Linked DNA regions of Homo sapiens: region 1 is linked to region 2. Evidence: read pairs that join two places in POLR2A ChIA-PET (ENCODE). Cell type or tissue: A673. All regions are shown on one strand. Links, peaks and the distances in the headings refer to the core of each region. The heading gives the core; the rest is flanking DNA.

Region 1 (5,385 bases), core at 169-5,168, 690 kb before region 2:
AACCTCTGCCCCATCCCTTTTTTCCCCATTTTTGGAGTCTGTAGTGTCTACTGTTCCCATCTCTGTTTGTGTGTACCCAATGTTTAGCTCCTACGTATAAGTGAGAATATGTGGTATTTGTTTTTCTGTTTTTGTGTTAATTTGCTTAGGATAATGGCCTTCAGCTGCATCTATGTGGCTGCAAAGGACATAATTTTATTCTTTTTTTATGGCTTTATAGTATTCCATCATATATATGTATCACAATTTCTTTAACCCATTGTCAATGGGCATCGAGGTTGATTCTATGTCTTTGCTATGCACATTCACAATTACATCTTAATTTTCAATCTTAAGTTTGTCTATAATTTGACATATGTGACTCACAGTTGTCTAGAAAACAGGGACTTGTTTTTGATAAAAACTTAGCAACACTGAAAAGCTGTTCTCAGAAGAAATTCATAGACTTAATTAATTTTATTAATAGAGAATGAAAAACAAAGTAACTTTGTACTTGCAACATAAAGTAAAAACCAAAGTAAGTGGGGAGAAGATAAAAGATGAACCAAAAAACAAAACAAATGCACAAAAACCAAGAAAAAAGAAACAAATTCAAAAACCTGATTGTTCTGAAAAGGCCAATGAAACTGATAAACATTTTTCAGAATGTTTAGGGATAAAAGAGGGTAAGTGGGCATTTACAATGTCATGAACAACAGAGGTGGCATGAATAGATATACAGAAGCATTTGAAAATGTTATAAGAGAGTACTACACTCAATTCTATGACAATAGGTCCAAAAAGTGTAGATACTTCCTAACAAAATGCAAATCACAAAAACTGATTCAACAAGAAGTGGAACACTCTAATTGTCTGATCAATGTAGAAGGGTAAAGATCTATCATTGAAAAAAGTGCCAGAACAAGATGGGTTCTGGCTGAGTTATATCTGACTCTAATGAATAGATAAGACCTGTGTTATTTAACTTACTCGAAGCTATAGAAAATATTGATAAGCCCAATGAAATGTATTCTTTATAAAGCCATTTTTTAAAATACCAAAATCTGATATAAAGAATATGAAAGATGATTGTAGACTAATCTTCTGTAAAAATCTAGAAGATAAACTTCTAAATAAAATGTAAATAAGAATTTTGTGTTAATTTCTAGAGTGCAAGAATGGTTCAGTATGAGAAAAATCCAATATATATTACATTAATCCATAAAATAAGAGAAAATCTTATAGTGACAAAAATTTGATGCAATTAAGTACTGATTCTTAATAAAGACACTGATTAAAATAAGAATACTAGGAAACTACCTAAATATAACAAAGACTATTTACTTTTAAAAAGAAACTGTTATTCTAAACACTAAAACCACTTCAATTAAAATTAGCAGCTATACAGAGAAATTGGCTATTACTCTTACACAATATAATCCTGGAGGGTAAAGGTAATGTGGTAAGAGAAAAATAATGAAATAGTTTATGTAAACAATAAAAATAGATTGAATTAATCTTTTTGTTAATATAATTGTAACCCAGAAAATCTAAGAAACTCTAGGAAAATTGCCTTCTTGAATTAATAAGATAGTTTCATAAGTTGATTTGATATAAAATAGAATTACAAAAATCAATAGCTTTTCTCTATGCCAAAAATTAAAACCAAAAAGGAGAAATGAGAAAAATATTTTCTTCACAATAGTAACACAAACAAGAAAATATTGGGGGAATAAATTTAGCAAGTAGGGCCAGGATCTACATTAAATGGACCATAAAGAAATCATAGGAACAGTAAGATGGCAGAATAGCAGCTTTCTATTATCATCCCTCCCAACCCGTTACAGAAGCATTGATTTTGAGAACTACTCATAGACAACAGTACCTTGATGGGACTCCAGGAACCTAGTGGATGAGTTCCAGCACTTTGTTAGAGCAAAAAATTTAAGAATAGGCACATCAAAGAGGGTAAGAAAATTTCATTTTACCCATGTTGGTCCTCCCCCAGGCAGCACTGCTCAGTGCCAAGAGATAACCCCTCGAACCATGTTTTCTCCCATGGGGGAAAGTGAGAGTGTAGTAAGTGAGTGCCTGGTTCCCTCAGTTGTGTGGAATCTGGCACAGGAGGCCTATTTCTTTCCATCACACCTAGAATTCTGAGGTAGTTGGCACAGCTGAGTGGTTGAGAGAGGCCAGGAATAGAAAAGAGAGGTTACAGACTCTACTAACTGCTTTGTGGACTCCATTAGGAAGCCTGCCCATGAGCTGCTTGGGATACCTGGCCTGAAGACCCCTCCCAACTGGTCTGTGAGCATCACAAACACTCTGCACACCTCACCATTGCCCTTCTCAAAGTGGACTCCACGAGAGCAACCTGTGGACAGCAAGTACAAGCATCTTGCACAGAAAACTGGCTTGACACTGCAGGAGAAGGCACACAAACTTGAGGATTTAAGGCATCACCTTAGGTAAAATAAACAGGAGATGGTCAGCACCTGGCCTGGCTTTGCAAGATTGAGAAGCACACAATCTTAAGAATTCTCCTCACCTTCAAGATGGAAAAAGAGGTGTTGAATGAGTGCATCCATTGAAAGGGTTTGAGGGCCTCAGAATCTCTACCTGGGATAACTAGTGAAGGCATTTCTCTCCCAAAGCCAGTCAGTAAGGACTGTAGAAGGACTGCTTCTTCAAATGTGAAAGCAGCAACACAAAGCATTAAGACCCATAAAAAATAAGAAAACATGACACCACCAAAGGAACATAATGATTTCCCTAAAGAAACAGAGACCTATAAATTACCTAACAAAGAATTTATATTGTTCACCAACACACATTAAAATCAAACTGTCAAAAGTTAAGGACCAGGGGAGAATTTTGAAAGCAGCAAGAGAAAAAAGCTCATCCCATACAAGGAAACCCCTTGATAAGCCTTCATGAAGCTACCAGTGGATTTCTCACTAGAAGCAATCTACAAATTTCAGTGTAATCTCTATCAAAATTTAAATGGTAATTTTCATAGAAGTAGAAAAAATAGTCCTAAAATTATTTCAGAACCACAAAAGACCCAAACTAGCTAAAGCAATCTTGAATAGAAGAACAAAACTGAAGATATCACATTTTCTCATATCAAGTTATATTATAAACCTATAGTAATCAAAATAATATGGTACTGGAATAAATATAGTTGTATAGAATAGAACAGAATAGAAAACTCAGAAAGAAACCAGTGCATTTATGGTCAACTAATCTTTGACAAAGGTGCCAAGAATGCACAATGGGGAAAGGATAGTCTCTTAAATGAATGGTGTTGGGAAAATTAGACATCTACACGTAGAAGAATAAAACTGGATCCTTATCTAACACCATCACAAAAATCAACTCAAAATGAATTAAATGGGCTGGGCATGGTGATTCACGCCTGTAATCCCAGCACTTTGGGAGGCCAATGCTGGTGGATTACCTGAGGTCAGGAGTTGGAGACCAGCCTGGCCAACATGGTGAAACCCCATCTCTACTAAGAATACAAAAAAGTAGCCAGGTGTGGTGGCAGATGCCTGCAATCCCAGCTACACGGGAGGCTGAAGCAGGAGAATCACTTCAACCTGCGAGGCAGAGGTTGCAATGAGCCGAGATCATGCCACTGCACTCCAGCCTGGTTAACAAGAGCAAAGCTCGGTCAAAAAAAAAAAAAAAAGAATTAAATGTAAGGCATAAAACTATAAAATTTAAACATAGGGGAAAAAGTCCTTGAATTAGTTGTGGCGATGATTTTTTTTGGATATGACACCCAAAGCACAGACAACGAAAACAAAAATAAACAAATGGGACTACATCAAATTAAAAAGTTTCTGCACAGCAAAGGAAACAATTAGCAATATGAAAGGCAACCTATGGAATGAGGTGAAATATTTGCAAACTACACATTTGATAAGGGGATAATATTCAAAATATATAAGGTATGCAAACAACTCAATAGCAGAAAAAATAATTTAAAAAATGATCAAAGGACCTGAATGGATGTTTCTCAAAATAAAATACAAATGGCCAACAGGTATATGAAAAAATACTTAACATCACCAATCATCAGGGAATGCAAATTGAAACCACAATGAGATGTTACTATACACCTGTTAGGATGGCTATTATTAAAAAGACAAGAGATAAGTGTTGGTGAAGGTATGGAGAAAAAGAAACCCTTATACATTGTTGATGGGAATATAAATTGTTATAGCCATTATGAAAAACAGAATAGAGATTGCCTAAAAAATTAAAAATAGAACTACCATATGACCCAGCAGTCCCATTCTGGGTATATATCCACAGAAAATGAAACCATCTGCACTCCCAAGTTCATGCAGCATTATCCACAATAGCCAAGATATTGACAGATTAATGGATAAAGAAAATGTTTTACATATATATAATTCAGCCTTTAAAAAGAAGGAAATACTATCATTTGTCATATGGATGAACTGGGAATATGTTATACTAAGTGAAATAAGAAGCCAGGCACAGAAAGACAAATAACATGATCTCACTTACATGTGGAATCTAAAAAAGTCAAACCCATAGAAGCAGAGAGTAGAATGATGGTTGCTAGCAGGTAAGGGGGAGTAAATGGGAAGATGTTGGTCAAAGGATACAGACTTTCAGTTATAAGCTGAATAGATTCTGAAGAACTAATGTAGAGCATAGTAACCTTAGTTAAGAATGGGATCTAGAACTGGAAATACCATTTGACCCAGCCATCCCATTGCTGGGTATATACCCAAAGGACTATAAATCATGCTGCTATAAAGACGCATGCACACGTATGTTTATTGCGGCATTATTCACAATAGCAAAGACTTGGAACCAACCCAAATGTCCAACAATGATAGACTGGATTAAGAAAATGTGGCACATATACACCATGGAATACTATGCAGCCATAAAAAATGATGAGTTCATGTCCTTTGTAGGGACATGGATGAAATTGGAAAACATCATTCTCAGTAAACTATCGCAAGAACAAAAAACCAAACACTGCATATTCTCACTCATAGGTGGGAATTGAACAATGAGATCACATGGACACAGGAAGGGGAATATCACACTCTGGGGACTGTTGTGGGGTGGGGGCAGTGGGGAGGGATAGCATTGGGAGATATACCTAATGCTAGATGACGAGTTAGTGGGTGCAGTGCACCAGCATGGCACATGTATACATATGTAACTAACCTGCACAATGTGCACATGTACCCTAAAACTTACAGTATAAAAAAAAAAAGAATAACGTATTGTATACTTGAAATTTGCTGAGAGAATAGATCTTAAGTATTTTCACCACACACACACGTGTGTGCGCACACACACACGTAGCTATGTGAGGTGATGGATATGTTAATTAGGTTGATTGTGGAATCA
Region 2 (5,385 bases), core at 248-5,247:
TTTTTATGTTTCAGACCCAGAGCGGTTGTAACAATTCCCACCACCTACTTTAACACGCATTTTTATCAGAAAGGAGTTAAATACAAGCTATTGTAGCCCCTCCCTCCCCAATATTTTCTTTAAATCACTAATAAATAGCAACAAACGACTGTGCAATTTCAGAGAGGAACAGGGAGGCAGGTGAGAGGCCCTCCCTGGTTCCCACGTCTTCCACTTCAAGTCCGGGGGGCGGGAGCGCAGTGTAGATCCAGGGGGTGGGCAGGGCAGGGCAGGGCGAGAAGAGATGAAGGGCAAAGGTGAGATTCTGCAAATCCAAACGGGAAAGAGGAACGAGAGGAGGGGACGGAGAAGGTGGGGACATTCTATTCTACGCTTCTCAAATTAAGTTCAAAATAAAAGGGAAGGTGTGGCTTGAGTCGCTCTTCAAAGGGGAGGAGGAGAAGGAAGAAAGTCCATCTTTTTATACGAAATTCAAAAAAGCATTTTACATTTTAAATATTCACAATAAAGTAACTTCTAGTCAGTGTAACTCACGATTTATTTACAAAGAGCCTTCAACAGGTTACTTTAGTTGCACAGCAGTGTGTGGGGGGGGAAACGTCCCTCTTCCCATCTGTGGCAGCGCCCGCCCGCTTCGCTCCGAGGTCCCCCATGCGGTGAGCGTGAACCCTTCCACAGCACCTCTCGGCGCCCCCTACCCCGCCGCCCGCGGGGGCAAAATCTGGGGGCGAGGGGGACCCGGGCGCTGAGGCCGCTGCCCGCCTATGGGGACGCGGCTGGGACCGTGGCCCGGCTGCGGGTTTCAGTAGCGACATTTACGCAGTGCATTTGGTGGTCTTTCTTGCCTTATCAACCCCGGAGTCTCTCTCCCCTACATCCCCTCCCACAACTTCAAGGTTAAAAAAATAGATATGTACATCTCAAAAATAGCAAAGGGTCCCCGCAGGCAGGGCCGGGTCCTCCGGGCCCCGAGGAGCGGGCAGGCGCGGCGTGCACGCGGTCCCCGCGCCCCTCGCGGCCCCAGAGGTGGAGGCCGGAGCCGGGAAGGTGCGGCGGGCGGCGGCGTTCAGGATGAGCTCTCCGGCTCGGACGCGTGCAGTAGGAGGCCGCCGCCGCCGCCGCTGCTGGACTTGTGCTTCTTCAACAGCTGCGTGATTTTCTCGTCGTCCGAGTTGGGATCCAGAGGCTTATTGTAGTCGTCGTCCTCTTCCTCGTTCTCCGAGGCCCCCTTGAGGCGCTCTGTCTCCGAGTCCTGCTTCTTCTTGGCCGTGGCCATCTCGGCAGCGTGCTTCTTCCTCCACTTGGTCCGGCGGTTCTGGAACCAGACCTGAGGGCGGAGAAAAGGGAGGAGAGGGGAGGCAAGGGCGAGGAATTAAACGAGCAGATCCAGGCCATGCTACCACTCCCGCATCTCGATGGCCCTCCCGCGGCCCCCCGAAGGCCTGCTGCCCTCCCTCGCAGCCCTCCCTTTTCTCGGCCGTCAAAGTCAGTCTCCGTCGCCCCAAGTTCCCCCTGAGTAACTGGCACCAACAAACTGACTGCCGTTGCCATAGCGATGGTAACACAAGAGTATTGAGGTTGTCAGTGAGCGAGTTCTCAAAAGTAAAAACAAAACTCGGAAACTTAAAAATGAGCGTCCCTAAAAGTGAGTTCACTTTCCTGCCTTCCAGTTTGAAGTTGAAAACTTTCCCCCTTCATGAAGTTGCCCCACAGTGGCTGTGATTTTATTCCTTATTTACTTTCTTAAATTAAGAAATTTCAAACAACCTGACACGTACTTGCTTTTCGGTATAGATTGTGGGGGGAAAGCACAGCATTTGCCCCAATTACTTCTGTTCTCCTTTTCACTTTTAAACATTTGTTTGTTTCACTTATCTCAGATCTGAATGTGTACAAACATGGTAGATAAAAAATATCCTCCCAGTTTTTACTTGCAATGTATGGTGCACTTCAAAAAAAAAAAAAAAAAGATCTGTTAAAATACAAACTTCAAATCGCCTTTAATGTTCTTCATAAACCCAAAGTAAAGTGAAGACTAGAATTACCATTGGTTATTTTTAAAACGTGAAAAATTGTCAATTACATTATTTTCCACAATTGGCATGTCTATTCTTTCAAATGTTATTTTAACTGTGTTCCTGCTCAAGACATTTAATACAAATATTTTTAAGCTTATTCATGATGTTTGACACATATTTTACCTAAAGCATCAGCAAGAAGCAACATATTTCCCAAAGATATTGAATTATCCTCCCTTTATTCTTGTCCTCCATTATGTATTTTATCTAGAGAATCAGAATTGTTAAGAAAGTGATGTTTATTTTCTTTATACAGCTATAATAATTCACTTCTAGCCATATAGACATATTTACGGTGAAAAATGAAGACCTCCAGATTATCGCAGTAGGCTCTGTACCAACCTACTGCAAAAAATAATTTTAACTGTGATGGTATCCTAATGGCCACATACAAAATCACTCCTGAAATGTATTTTATGATGGCTGTCCAGGGGGAAATACACTAGCCAGCAGACATGGCTAATGTTATTCCTACTTAATTTAAGAAGCAACAATAGAACTAATGAAAACAGACTTACACCCCAAAGAAACAAACATAACAAACTGAAAAAGAAGGACAAAAGAGACTATTGGAAATATAAGAAACCATTAGATTGAATTTACCCAGCTTGTTTAATCCCTTTATTTTTTAGGAAAAAATTTCTGAAATTTGTTTCCTTGGAAATATACTATACAACTCAATTATAAGGAAAGTGATGTTTTAATTATAAATTGTTGTCATGAATAGTGCAAATCCTAAATCTGTTAATAAACTTATTTTAAACCAAATTCAAGCCTATAATTCAGTAATAATCTTGTCAATTCATTTGTAAAATTACTATTCCAAAGCGATTGCCTTAAGCTAAGCTAAAAAACAGGTTCATCTATGGCAAGTGGTTAGATCCTGTGGATTTATTTATTTTTACTTGCGAATTAATACAGTAGCCCTGTAATACTGATCTACATTAGGAAATTATATAACTAGTGGAGCCTGAATTGACAAACAAAAACTTGGATATCGCTACAGATAGGATATGTAGAAGCTGTCTAACTGGCCTGATCTATTCTCTGGGCTGATATTTCAGTAATGCCTTTATTCTCTAATAATGGTGAGTCCCCCAGCACATGCTGCTATATAGATTAACCTAATTTCAAAGGCGGGGACTTGATTCCTTTTGTTCATCAAGAGTTTGCCCGCCTGCAAGACCCCAGCGCCTTTGTAGTCCCCACCCTCCTTCACTGCTCTCAACTTCTCCCCAGGCTCCTTGGATTCGCACCTCCCAGGCGACTGTTTGTTAGTTTGGGGTGTGTGTGTGTGTGTGTGTGCCCATGTGTGCACGCGCGCGCGACAGGGGCGGTACCTATCCCTCCAGGTATGCAAGGTCCACTCACCTTGACCTGACTCTCTGTCATCCCCAACGAATAGGCCAAACGAGCCCTCTCGGGCCCCGCCAAGTATTTTGTTTGTTCGAAAGTCTTCTCCAGGGCGAAGATCTGCTGTCCGGAAAAAGTGGGTCTCGTGTGTTTTCTCTTCCCGTCTTTGTCCAACAAAATGGATCCTTGATCTGTGAGAACCAATAAACAACGAGAGAGGGGGAAAAACAATCGGTTACAAGCGGCTGCACTAGGGGGAAAAAACGAACTCGAAAAACAATGTTTTGTGGGGAAAGAAAGCTCAGTCTGTGGCGGACACCAGAAGTGTAGTGGCGCTTCCAGACTAACGGCACGTCTCCCTTTGCTTTTTTACATCCACCTGTTTTTTAAAAGCCGCGTGTTTGGCGCAGCAGTAAATACCTTCTGCTCAACACCGACGTCAAACAGCTAGGGAGCCTATTGCTAAAGTTTGCCAGAGCCTAATCGCAAGGCCCCATTAAATTAACGACTGCCAGAAAAAGGCCACTCTCGCCTCCTAATCCAGTCGGTGCTCGTTCGGCCCCGGAGCCTTTAAGTGAGAATAACTAGATTTTTTTTTTTTTCCTTCAACGCTTCCCTAACCTGTGTCCAGGCAACAAAGGGGTCCTTGTTTTTGCACACAAGAGAGCTAAATCGCCCCCAAGTCTAACGTCGCTGCAGCCGAGGGGGAGAGGGGAAGGGGGAGGGGGCACAGCCTTTGTTGGCGGCCCCTAATACGGCCATCAAAACCGATACAATAGCGTCTCCCTGGCACCCCCACCAGGCCCGGCTGCCACAGTCCCCGGGCTTCCCAAGAGAACCTCCACTTGGCTTTCGCAACTTCCCGCAGTTACTGCCGCTCAGCCGCACTAAGGAGGTCCGGAGACTTGGAAGAAACTTCGGAGACTCGCTGAAAGGCGAAGAACTGAGCGAGAAAAGGACCCCAGGCTGGGCCCTGAAGTCCACCTGGAAGGCTGGGAGCCTCCGCGGCGCTGCGGCCTACTACCCCGAAGACTAGCGTGATCTTGGGGCAACTCAGTTTGCCTCAAGCAAGGTCTTTGCGGGATGGTACATTTTCCCCAGGCCGTGTCCCTTCATCTCACTCTTCTCCTGGCTCGCTCTTGTGTTAGGGTGTTGAGCTCCACGATGTCCCCAAATGTGCCCGGACGCAGCGTGTGCCAGCCCCCAGAGTGGAGGCAGGTGGGAAAGCGCGGGCCCAGCGCTGGTGAGCGGCTGGAAGCGCTCGCCCTGCCCTGGGGACGCTGGACTGTCTTCAATGGGCTCACCCAGGCCGAGTGTACTCGGGCGGCGAGGGCGAAGAGGTGAGGTGGGGACACCCCAGGCGGAGACGTGCATGCAAATACACTCACTTCCCGGGCGGTGGAGGGCTCACCGCTGCCGGGCCTCACTGCTTCGAAGAGAGGCAGCGGGTTAGGCTGGCGAAGGCGGAATGGGGCGCTGGACGACAGGGAGGAGCCGGGAAAGCAGAGATGCAGTGGCCTCTCCTCCCCTCTCCTCCCCATCTTTCTAATCCAGGCCAGGCCTGCGGTCCTGGCCAGGCCGTTTCAGGAACAGCCAGGGCCTCGGACGAGACACACGTCCCTCACCGCGTTGTGGTCCACACGAACACACACACACCGGCTCAGCCCAGGCGTACTCAAGACTTAGAGAGAGGGAGGCGCTTGGATACAGCCACGCGAGCTCAGAAAAGCGAGAATCCCTTTCTGGAAGCCCTGGCCCAACCTAACTGGTGTGATTCCGGCGCTGTCAAACTACTGGGGCGGGCCACAGGATGGACTGAGCGGCATGCACACCAGGGGCCGCGACCCGGGAGTGGGCAGAACAGGCACGGCAGGCAGGCATCGGGGCGCGGGTGGTAGTACTCACGAGGGGTACAGGCCAGGCGTGCGTCCCTCCAGGGCGGGCTCTGCATCAC

Evidence for each region. ChIA-PET counts read pairs that join two places held together with the same protein. Peaks named below come from ENCODE experiments on the same cell type or tissue, not always from the same donor. Only the 100,000 strongest peaks of a DNase experiment are listed, where the experiment ranks them.
Region 1: POLR2A ChIA-PET joins it to region 2 with 13 read pairs; 2 of 35 experiments call an interaction of 5 or more read pairs at or near these places.

What each region holds. Positions count from the first base shown.
Region 1 is chr4:83,800,885-83,806,269 of GRCh38, forward strand. It overlaps LOC105377315 (a long non-coding RNA gene), which reads right to left and starts at 2,248. Exons shown (of 3, transcript XR_938946.3): 1 at 2,209-2,248; 2 at 1,865-1,904. In A673, for the core only: no CTCF peak of the experiment used is centred there; no DNase peak of the experiment used is centred there.
Region 2 is chr4:84,492,223-84,497,607 of GRCh38, forward strand. It overlaps NKX6-1 (NK6 homeobox 1), which reads right to left. Exons shown (of 3, transcript NM_006168.3): 1 at 5,337-5,385; 2 at 3,450-3,622; 3 at 1-1,327. The coding sequence ends at 1,067. Among named protein-coding and RNA genes, the nearest start is that of NKX6-1, 4.4 kb to the right of the region's middle. RefSeq lists enhancers at 150-1,041, 3,398-3,898. In A673, for the core only: no CTCF peak of the experiment used is centred there; no DNase peak of the experiment used is centred there; H3K4me3 peaks cover 643 bases; H3K27ac peaks cover 82 bases.